Regions from separate parts of the Homo sapiens genome. Here region 2 is linked to region 1. The links are chromatin contacts, found by Hi-C or POLR2A ChIA-PET in ENCODE. All regions are on one chromosome and are shown on one strand. The core of a region is the stretch at or near the end of the contact, and the rest is flanking DNA. Distances in the headings are between cores, read along the strand shown.

Region 1 (4,036 bases), core at 603-3,102:
CACATTTCTGCCTTTGTTCAGTTCAGATTGACAAATATTTGTTGAGCTCCGACAAGCAGGGAGAGGGACAAGGTGAACCAGCCCTTTCCTGCCCCTAAAGAGCAGCATAGCCACCAAGTAAACACATCATTTCAATATACTGTGGTAGCCCCTGGATAGAGGGAACTAAAAGTTGCTACAAAAACATGAATGCTATCTAGAAACTCCTGCATTTTCTCTTGAAGCATGTGAAGGAGTTCATCTGAAAAAGATGCCAAAAAGCCAAGAATCCAGCATCTACATCATCTTAGGAGGGAGCAGGGATAGGTAGGGAGGAGCCACCAGCTCTCGGATATTCCCAGATGCTAAAAGGTAAAGTGAATTCTTCTATAAGGATGTGTCTATCTAGCTGAGTCTGCAAAGCCTCCCCACAGTAAATCTGAAGTTGAGAATGCCAAAGTATTTGCTTTCATCTAACTCTTTGACAGACAAATAGAATACAAAAATAAAAACATCTCTCTTCTACCCTCATTGTAATCTTTTTCCTCTTTTCAAAATCTTTTAAACAAAATGCCTCTTTACTGTGAAATCTGTTCTATTGATTTGTTTTCATAAAAGATCTCTCTCCTAAAGAAAGGAAAAGCCATCTTTGATCTGACTTGACAAAAAGATCTAATCAAACAATAAAATCTATGAAGGAAAAAAAAGAAAAAGAAGCAAGCTTCTTTGAGCCACATCAAATATATGAAAGAGAAAATACTTCATTTAAATGCTAAAAACTAACACAAAACAGCTTGAAATGTAATAACCTCTCCTGAATAAGTGAAACCACATGTTGATCTGACATGAGTTTCTAAGACACAATTAAAGGTCACTTCGTGTACAAACATCTCATTCGGAAGTGAGAAGCTTGAATTGCTGTCAGTATTTTTGGCCACCACGGGGCAGGTGCTCCCACCTGGCACAAACCATATAGACGCCCCCAGAGGGAATGAAGGTGATACTCCACATACTGGAAGCTTCAAATCTAGCCGCGCCAGGAAATGTTCAGCCCTGGATTTCAGCTGTTTCTCCCTTGATGTCCTAACAGAGAGGACTAACTAAATGTGAGAATCCTTGTTGTTTTAGGAAGCCCATGGAAGTGGCTTTACTTAAAAAACTAAAGGCTTCCTTTCTGCTCTGTCTGTCTTTATGACCCACCAGGGTCCTAGGAGAGAAGACATTAGGGTGTTGCAGCCACAGAGTCACATTTGGAAACGTCTTCCAGCAGCTGGGATGTTTCAATTCAAGACTCTTTAAGGGAACACAGGGTATTTGGAAAGTGACTTTAAAATGCCCTGGCCTCCAGGCCTATCTCCTCTTACCAAATCCCTTTAAGAAAGGATGTGCTGGGGAAAGACTTCAAAGTGTTTCAAAAGGGAAATCACATCTTGAAAGCTTTTCTCAGAATGAGAAAGAAACACATTATTTGATTTGAAAGAGAAGTAAATCTTAAGCAGCAATGAAGGAGGATCAAAGAATAGGTTCATGTGAACTTAAGAAGTGATCCTTTCCAGCGGAACGTGACTTTACTCTTTCCGATGCCCTCAACGCATTTTGGGGATTGTAAGTTTACTCGAGAATCAAAATAAAGAGGCGAGCCAGCGTTCCAGAAAATCACGTGGTCTCCCCCGCCCCCCAATCTATTTTACAGCCCTCTCCAGCTTCGAACTCGCGCCAGGCTGTGCGCACCGACTTTGCGCTGGCGGCGTGGACGCTGCGGCCACTCGCGGGCGGCGTGGACGCTGCGGCCACTCGCGCGGCTGTTGTTGTTGCTGCTGCGTGGAGGCACGCCGCTCCTTGCACACGCGGGGCAATTCTCCGGTTGGGGAAGGAGGAAAATGGCTGAGAAAAGGACCTAAGAAAGCCTTCAGGGTGGGCCCCCATTTCTTCCTGCCCCGCCCACACCCTGCCACACTCTCCCGCCGTCCCCTCCCCACCCCCCCTTGTTCTTTGGACCTGACCGATGAAAAATTCAACTAATACCTAAATAGATTCTTCTTGCAAAAAAGTAAAATCTCAAAGCAAAACAAAACAAAACAAAAATTTGTTAGGGGAGAAATCATCTGTGAGGTGCCCTTTCCATTCTAGCTCCCTCTCCCCTCTCCGTTTCCCTAAATGTTATTCTCTATCGATAGACATAGAGATGTGGATATTACCTGTAGATAGATATTTTAAAATTGTATTTATTTCTTAAAGACACTTCCATAATCTAATATACAAAGGAATTCATAAACTTAAGAGCGGAAGTTGTCACATAAATAAAAAACAACCAATACTTTTTGATCAGTAAAATCACTGATTCGGCTGGGCGCGGTGGCTCACGCCTGTAATCCCAGCACTTTGGGAGGCCAAGGCGGGCCGATTATGAGGTCAGGAGATGGAGACCATCCTGGCTAACAGGGTGAAACAAACCCCGTCTAAACTAAAAATACAAAAAATTAGCCGGGCGGGGCGCCTGTAGTCCCAGCTACTCGGCAAGCTGAGGCAGGAGAATGGCGTGAACCCGGGAGGCGGAGCTTGCAGTGAGCCGAGATTGCGCCACTGTACCCCAGTCTGGGCGACGGGGTCTCCGTCTCAAAAAAAAAAAAAAAAATCACTCATTCTTTGTAAAGTCCAATAAAATTAAGTTTAAGTCCATTGGTAAGAATGAGTAAGAAAAACAAGAGGGAATGTACTTATAAACAACATCAAGAATAAAAGTAGATACATAATTACACATACGGGGCCGGGCAAGGTGGCTCACACCTGTCATCTCAGGACCTTGGGAGGCCGAAGTGGGCGGATCACTTGAGGTTAGGAGTTCCAGAACAGCCTAGCCAACATGGCGAAACCCCATCTCTATTAAAAATACAAAAATTAGCCGGGCGTGGTGGCACATGCCTGTAATTTTACACCGAGCTACTCAGGAGGCTGAGGCATGGGAATCCCTTGAGCGTTGCAGTGAGTCGAGATCACACCACTGCACTCCAGTCTGGGCGACAGAGCAAGACTCTGTCTGAAATAATAATAATAATAGTAATTACACATACAGAGCAACCTTTTGAAATTTTAAGTGACTGTTTTCTACAGCTGTGTACTGTTTGGCTTGAAAACCTAGCTTTGTCTAAGGAAAAAAACCGAATTACCAAAATCAACCCAATCCAGGTGCTGTATTTACACCTGAAAGTATTGCTTTTCTTTACCTGCTTGCTTGATGTAATATATATTAAATAGCCACTGTGGAAAATCACGGGAAATTTTAATATTTTCCTCAGAAGCTTGTTAGTTAATCCAACTCTAACCCGGAGAAAGTTGCTGCATTAACAGTTTCTCAACAGACAAAAAATGGCCACGAAAACAATGGCTAGTCTTTATTTGGGGCTTACTCTACACCAAACATACACATTAGCATATTTGGCCTCCGTAATGCCGCTTAAGGTTTGATACCATTGCTATACCCATTTTACAGATGGCAAAACTGAAGTGTGAAGAGGTACCCAAGATCACACAGCTTTGAGGGGCAGAATGGGGATCCCAATGGAGAAAAGCTGTGACTGTTTAAAGTGTCATTCAAAGACTACATTACATCATAGGAGAATCCAGCTATAACTTCCCTTATCACATTTTAACTGGGAACCGCATAATTGTGCCATGAATAGTGCACCTATCTTACATAGATGGTCTTTAGCAAGAGCGTGAATTTAAAGTAGGAAAAACATTAAATGCCCTCAAGAAAGATGACTAAAAGATTTGAAGAAACTGAGGGAGTGTCAGCTAGGGTAAGGTTTACTTAATTGGAGATTTAGGGGATAAGTATAAAAAGAAAGTGTTAGCCTATACCTGGCACCCCAGAAACATCGATGTAGTTTAGCTATCCAGATCATTATATTAGTGTCAGGATTAATCTATTTCTCCCTACTTTTAATTTTTTTAAATTTCTTTTCTTCTTTCTTCCTTCTCCTTCCCCCTTCTTTCTTCCCATATCAAAAGGACTAAATGTTAATCCACTCAAAAGACCTGATTGGCTATAAATACC
Region 2 (4,036 bases), core at 407-2,906, 240 kb before region 1:
AACAACAAAAAAAAAACAGAGTGAAGCACTTCACAAGATCTTGCCCAGTTTATTTTTTTAATCTGTAATAATGAGCATAACAGTTCAGCAATGGAATACTCACTCCAACAAAATCTCCAGATCTTTACATCCTGAGTCTGCGAGGGCTGGACACATGCCCTTGCTAATTATCAACCTTCTGAAACAGCTCAAGACATGGGATTAAAAACTGCTGTGGAATTTGAACTCACGGACATTCATCTGAGTCAGCTACTCTGAACTCGCATCTACTATAAGGACCTGAGCATTTCCTTCTCCCGTTTCCTCAGGACCTGCTCGGGGGTGTTCAGGGGAAGGTTGTCACAAACATACTTGCAATAAAAATAATCAAACAAATGGAGAGCATGTCTATTTCCGGAATTAGATTCTTTTGATAGTGAAGGAATCAAATGGGATAAGGGGCAGGGAGAAGTCAGGTAAGTCCAATATTACTATGTCCACATGCTTAAATTTCACTCCTCGGGGGCTTATTGTCCCTAACAATGGCCCTTTTAGCTATGGAATACGGGGAATGACTAACCTTTTTCTAGCCTGTCAGTGAGAACTACCACTATATATTGGTAAGTATTTCCGTACAAAATTCACTTGGAAAGGATATTGTTTCAAGCCTGGACAAAGCTCATATTGTCATGTTCCAGTTCCAGTTATTTTAGGCAAGGAAGGGGAATTTCCACTGCTCCCTACAATCAGTTTTGAGCACTTAGCTCTGAGTAATAACTTCCTTGTAATCTGTCAGAGCCCAAGTTATTTAACAGAGGAAAGAAAAAATCCCCTGATACTATGCATGAAATTCTTAGCCAAGCAAGCCACTTTAAGAATACATCAATTAGCTCAGGCAGGAGTAAAGACGTGACCTCATCCAATGGAGAGAATGCAAGCAACTTGATTCTAAAAGGAAGAAATGAAATGAGTCAATGCAAATTCCCAGATAGGATACAAAACTAAGAGTCATTTAATGTCAGTGTTGATGATAATAGTAGCTCCCATTCATAGCATACTTATCATAGGCCAAGCACTAGCCCATCCAAACCCCTTATTGCCCTGGTCCTATTAAAACTATTTAAGTTTTATTTTCAAGAGTCAACTAATGTATGCTAAATAAATAATAGTACAGGTGGCAACAGATATGGCAAAAATCCAAAGTAATATGCAAATGACAACTGGGAAACATTAACTGAACAATACCATTTCTATAAATACATAACAAATACACCATCATAACAAAGAAAGTAAATAAAATTACCGTGTATTGAAATTGGAGTTTAATTAAGTGCCAGCCATTTTATAAGCATTAACTCTAAGCCTCACAAAAGCCCTAAGAATTGGGAAGTATTGCTATTCCCATTTTACAGACATGGAAAATAAGGCTTATATTGCTAAGTCATTGGTTCAAGGTCACATGGCTAAAGTGGCAGAGCTGGGATTCAATCCCACTCTCGCCAGATGCCAGAACCCAGGCAGATGTTACTGTGGCATTATTGGCACTTGTGTCAAGCCCGGTGAGGGATTTCAGCAACCCTCAGTCTGGATGGTACCACACACTCCTCCAGGCAAAGGAAACGCCCACAGGCCACTGAAAAAAGAAGCCACTTCCTGTCCCTGCAAAGAGAGAACATCACCATCCTTGAGTCAGGTTCCTCACCATCTCTGGGCTCAGCCTCTCAGCTAAACAATTTATCTTTGGAGTGACAGGTGATGACTTAGTCACCCTGGCTCTGCCCTTCTCCCGTTTCCTATAAACCAGCTGTGTTTCACGGGTGATTTAGAGCATAACCACAGAACACATAGGCTTTTATGGAACAAGCAATAATTGGGCACTGCAGAGAAGCTGTCATGCCCCCCTCACCCATCCCCCCACCCCATTGGCAGAGCTAACAGCTCCCAGCTGCTCTCATTCAGCAGCACAGAAGCCAATTCACCTGGGAGATTATCTCCTCACTCTTAATGAGGCCAGCCTACAGCCAGTAACTGACTGTTCCAGGCCATGAAAGGCCAGCGCCTTTGCTTCAACATGAGCTAATGCTGGGGTGCAGTATCTGCTCCCGATACACGCAATGTATATCCCCAAGGCATCAGGCTGAAGCTAGACTCCAGTTCACAAAAACCTCTGCTTCGCTCCTTCTCCCACCGTGTCCTGCTTCCTTGGTTCCCACTCCCATGGGAGCCTTCCCTCACTAAACCACTGCCCCCAACCCCCATCCCCAGTGCTGCTTTCAAACCCAAAACACCACCCACCATGTGCCACCATGATGGGTACTGGAGACGTGTGTTAACTAAGTGGGATTTTTGAACTTCAGGAGCTCATACTAGTGAAGGAAACAGTTACATAAACCCAATAGAATAGGGTAAGAACTATAATAAAATGTGCATTCTTTTTACTCTTTCTCTTATTTTAGTACCTCTGTGCACCCAGGCCTATGATAAGCATTATTCAGACATTGTTCCATTTGATTCTGAGAACAAACCCATGAGGGAGGCACTGCAATTAACCCTTTTCATGGACAAAAAAAAACCCCAAGTGTTCACAAAGGTTAATTAACTAGCCGTTAAGTGTAGAGATGGTACTTGAACCCATTCTCTTTAAATTTCCTCGCTCTTTTACAGGGCGTCTTTCCCGCTTCTTGAGATCAGCCGTCAGCAAACCATGCTCCCTAGGCACTGCCTGTTTCTGCAAATAAAGTTTTATTAAAACACAGCCACACACATTATTTACCCATGTCTATGACTGCATTTAGTCTACGAAGGCAGAGGTGAGCGGTTGACACAGAGCCTGGAGGGTCTGCAAAGCTGAAAATATCTACGTCTCCCTTTTTATGGCTACAGGAGTAGCCAGCCCTCCTCTATTTGATGAGCTTCTGTTCTTCTTCAGCCTCAGAAAAAGAGAAACCAGGAATTTTCTTCCGTCCAAATCGAGGTTCTCCATCAACTGCTGCCTATAGTGGAGCCTGTGCTCCCTTTGCCCTGAGTCTGGGAGAACCTTACTCATTCACTAAGCTCCGGTGCAGCACTTGCTGGAGGACAAATTCACATTATCTGATTGGCCTGTGTTCCTCTTGCTGTTTCACCTACCGACACGTTAAAAGGAATTCTATCATTTCCTCAACGGATTATTCCTGTCGAGAACCACAACAAGGAAGCTTCCTCTTGAGATTTCAGCCTGGAATCCTCATTGTTCAAAGATATGCCATTACCTTTTAAATCATCCCCCGAGAAGTTCCTCTTCTAGCCTTTTATTTATGGAATTTCAATGCTTGGAAATGGTGATCACCTCCTCCCAGGGTTTTCTGCCACATGGCTTTCATACTTGAGCTCTTTTCATCTTTTCCCGTAAGTTAATCACTTCTTAATTGTGTTCTGTTGCCCAGTCTTTGAACTGTTGTCCAATCTGTTTGCATGCTGGGGTGATTACAATACAATGAGTATCATGAGCCTGACTGAGTCCATCCAGGACCAAATGGCCAGCTGAGAATAGCCAACAGGCTATTCTGTTTCTGAAGGCTTCTTCCTGTCACCAGAATGTTCTGGATGTGTTATTCATAGCTTGAACTAGCTCTGTTTTTGTTTTTTATTTTGGGGGGTTTTTGGGGTTTTTTGTTGTTGTTGTTGAGGCGGAGTCTCACTCTGTCACCAGGCTGGAGTGCAGTGGCGAGATCTCAGCTCATTGCAACCTCCACCTCCCAGGTTCAAGCAATTCTCCTGCCTCAGCCTCCCAAGTAGCTGGGACTACAGGCACACGCCACCACGCCTGGCTAATTTTTGTATTTTTACTACAGACGGGGTTTCACCACGTTGGCCAGGATGGTCTTGATATCTTGACCTCGTGATCCACCCACCTTGGCCTCCCAAAGTGCTGGGATTACAGGTGTGAGCCACCAACGCCCAGCCCTAGCTATGTTTATTTGGTACCCTAAGTCTCTGATTTTTAATGTAAACTCCTGCACCAAGTAAAACTTGGAACAACCTTTCTGCAAAGCAATTTTATCACATACACTAAGGA

What was found. Hi-C counts contacts between places; a loop is a spot of excess contacts on that map. ChIA-PET counts read pairs that join two places held with the same protein, here RNA polymerase II (POLR2A). Pooled maps may share reads with other maps.
Region 2: a pooled map shows a loop between it and region 1 (4-fold over the local background). The contact joins two enhancer-like sites. A Hi-C loop is called at or near these places in 15 of 37 single-sample maps with no recorded cell type and 10 of 50 pooled maps. POLR2A ChIA-PET finds 5 or more read pairs at or near these places in 11 of 52 experiments (A549, AG04449, CD4-positive, alpha-beta T cell and 8 more).

Annotation. Positions count from the first base shown.
Region 1 is chr20:53,658,012-53,662,047 of GRCh38, reverse strand. No RefSeq gene overlaps it. Among named protein-coding and RNA genes, the nearest start is that of ZNF217, 66 kb to the right of the region's middle. RefSeq lists enhancers at 727-786, 1,707-1,766, 1,777-1,836. Within about 2 kb of position 1,852, at least 19 of the 41 ENCODE cell types and tissues checked have a DNase peak (open chromatin) inside an H3K27ac peak, as active enhancers do; they include GM12878 and OCI-LY7, where a contact is called at or near this core.
Region 2 is chr20:53,897,456-53,901,491 of GRCh38, reverse strand. No RefSeq gene overlaps it. Among named protein-coding and RNA genes, the nearest start is that of BCAS1-AS1, 16 kb to the left of the region's middle. Within about 2 kb of position 1,656, at least 19 of the 41 ENCODE cell types and tissues checked have a DNase peak (open chromatin) inside an H3K27ac peak, as active enhancers do; they include GM12878 and OCI-LY7, where a contact is called at or near this core.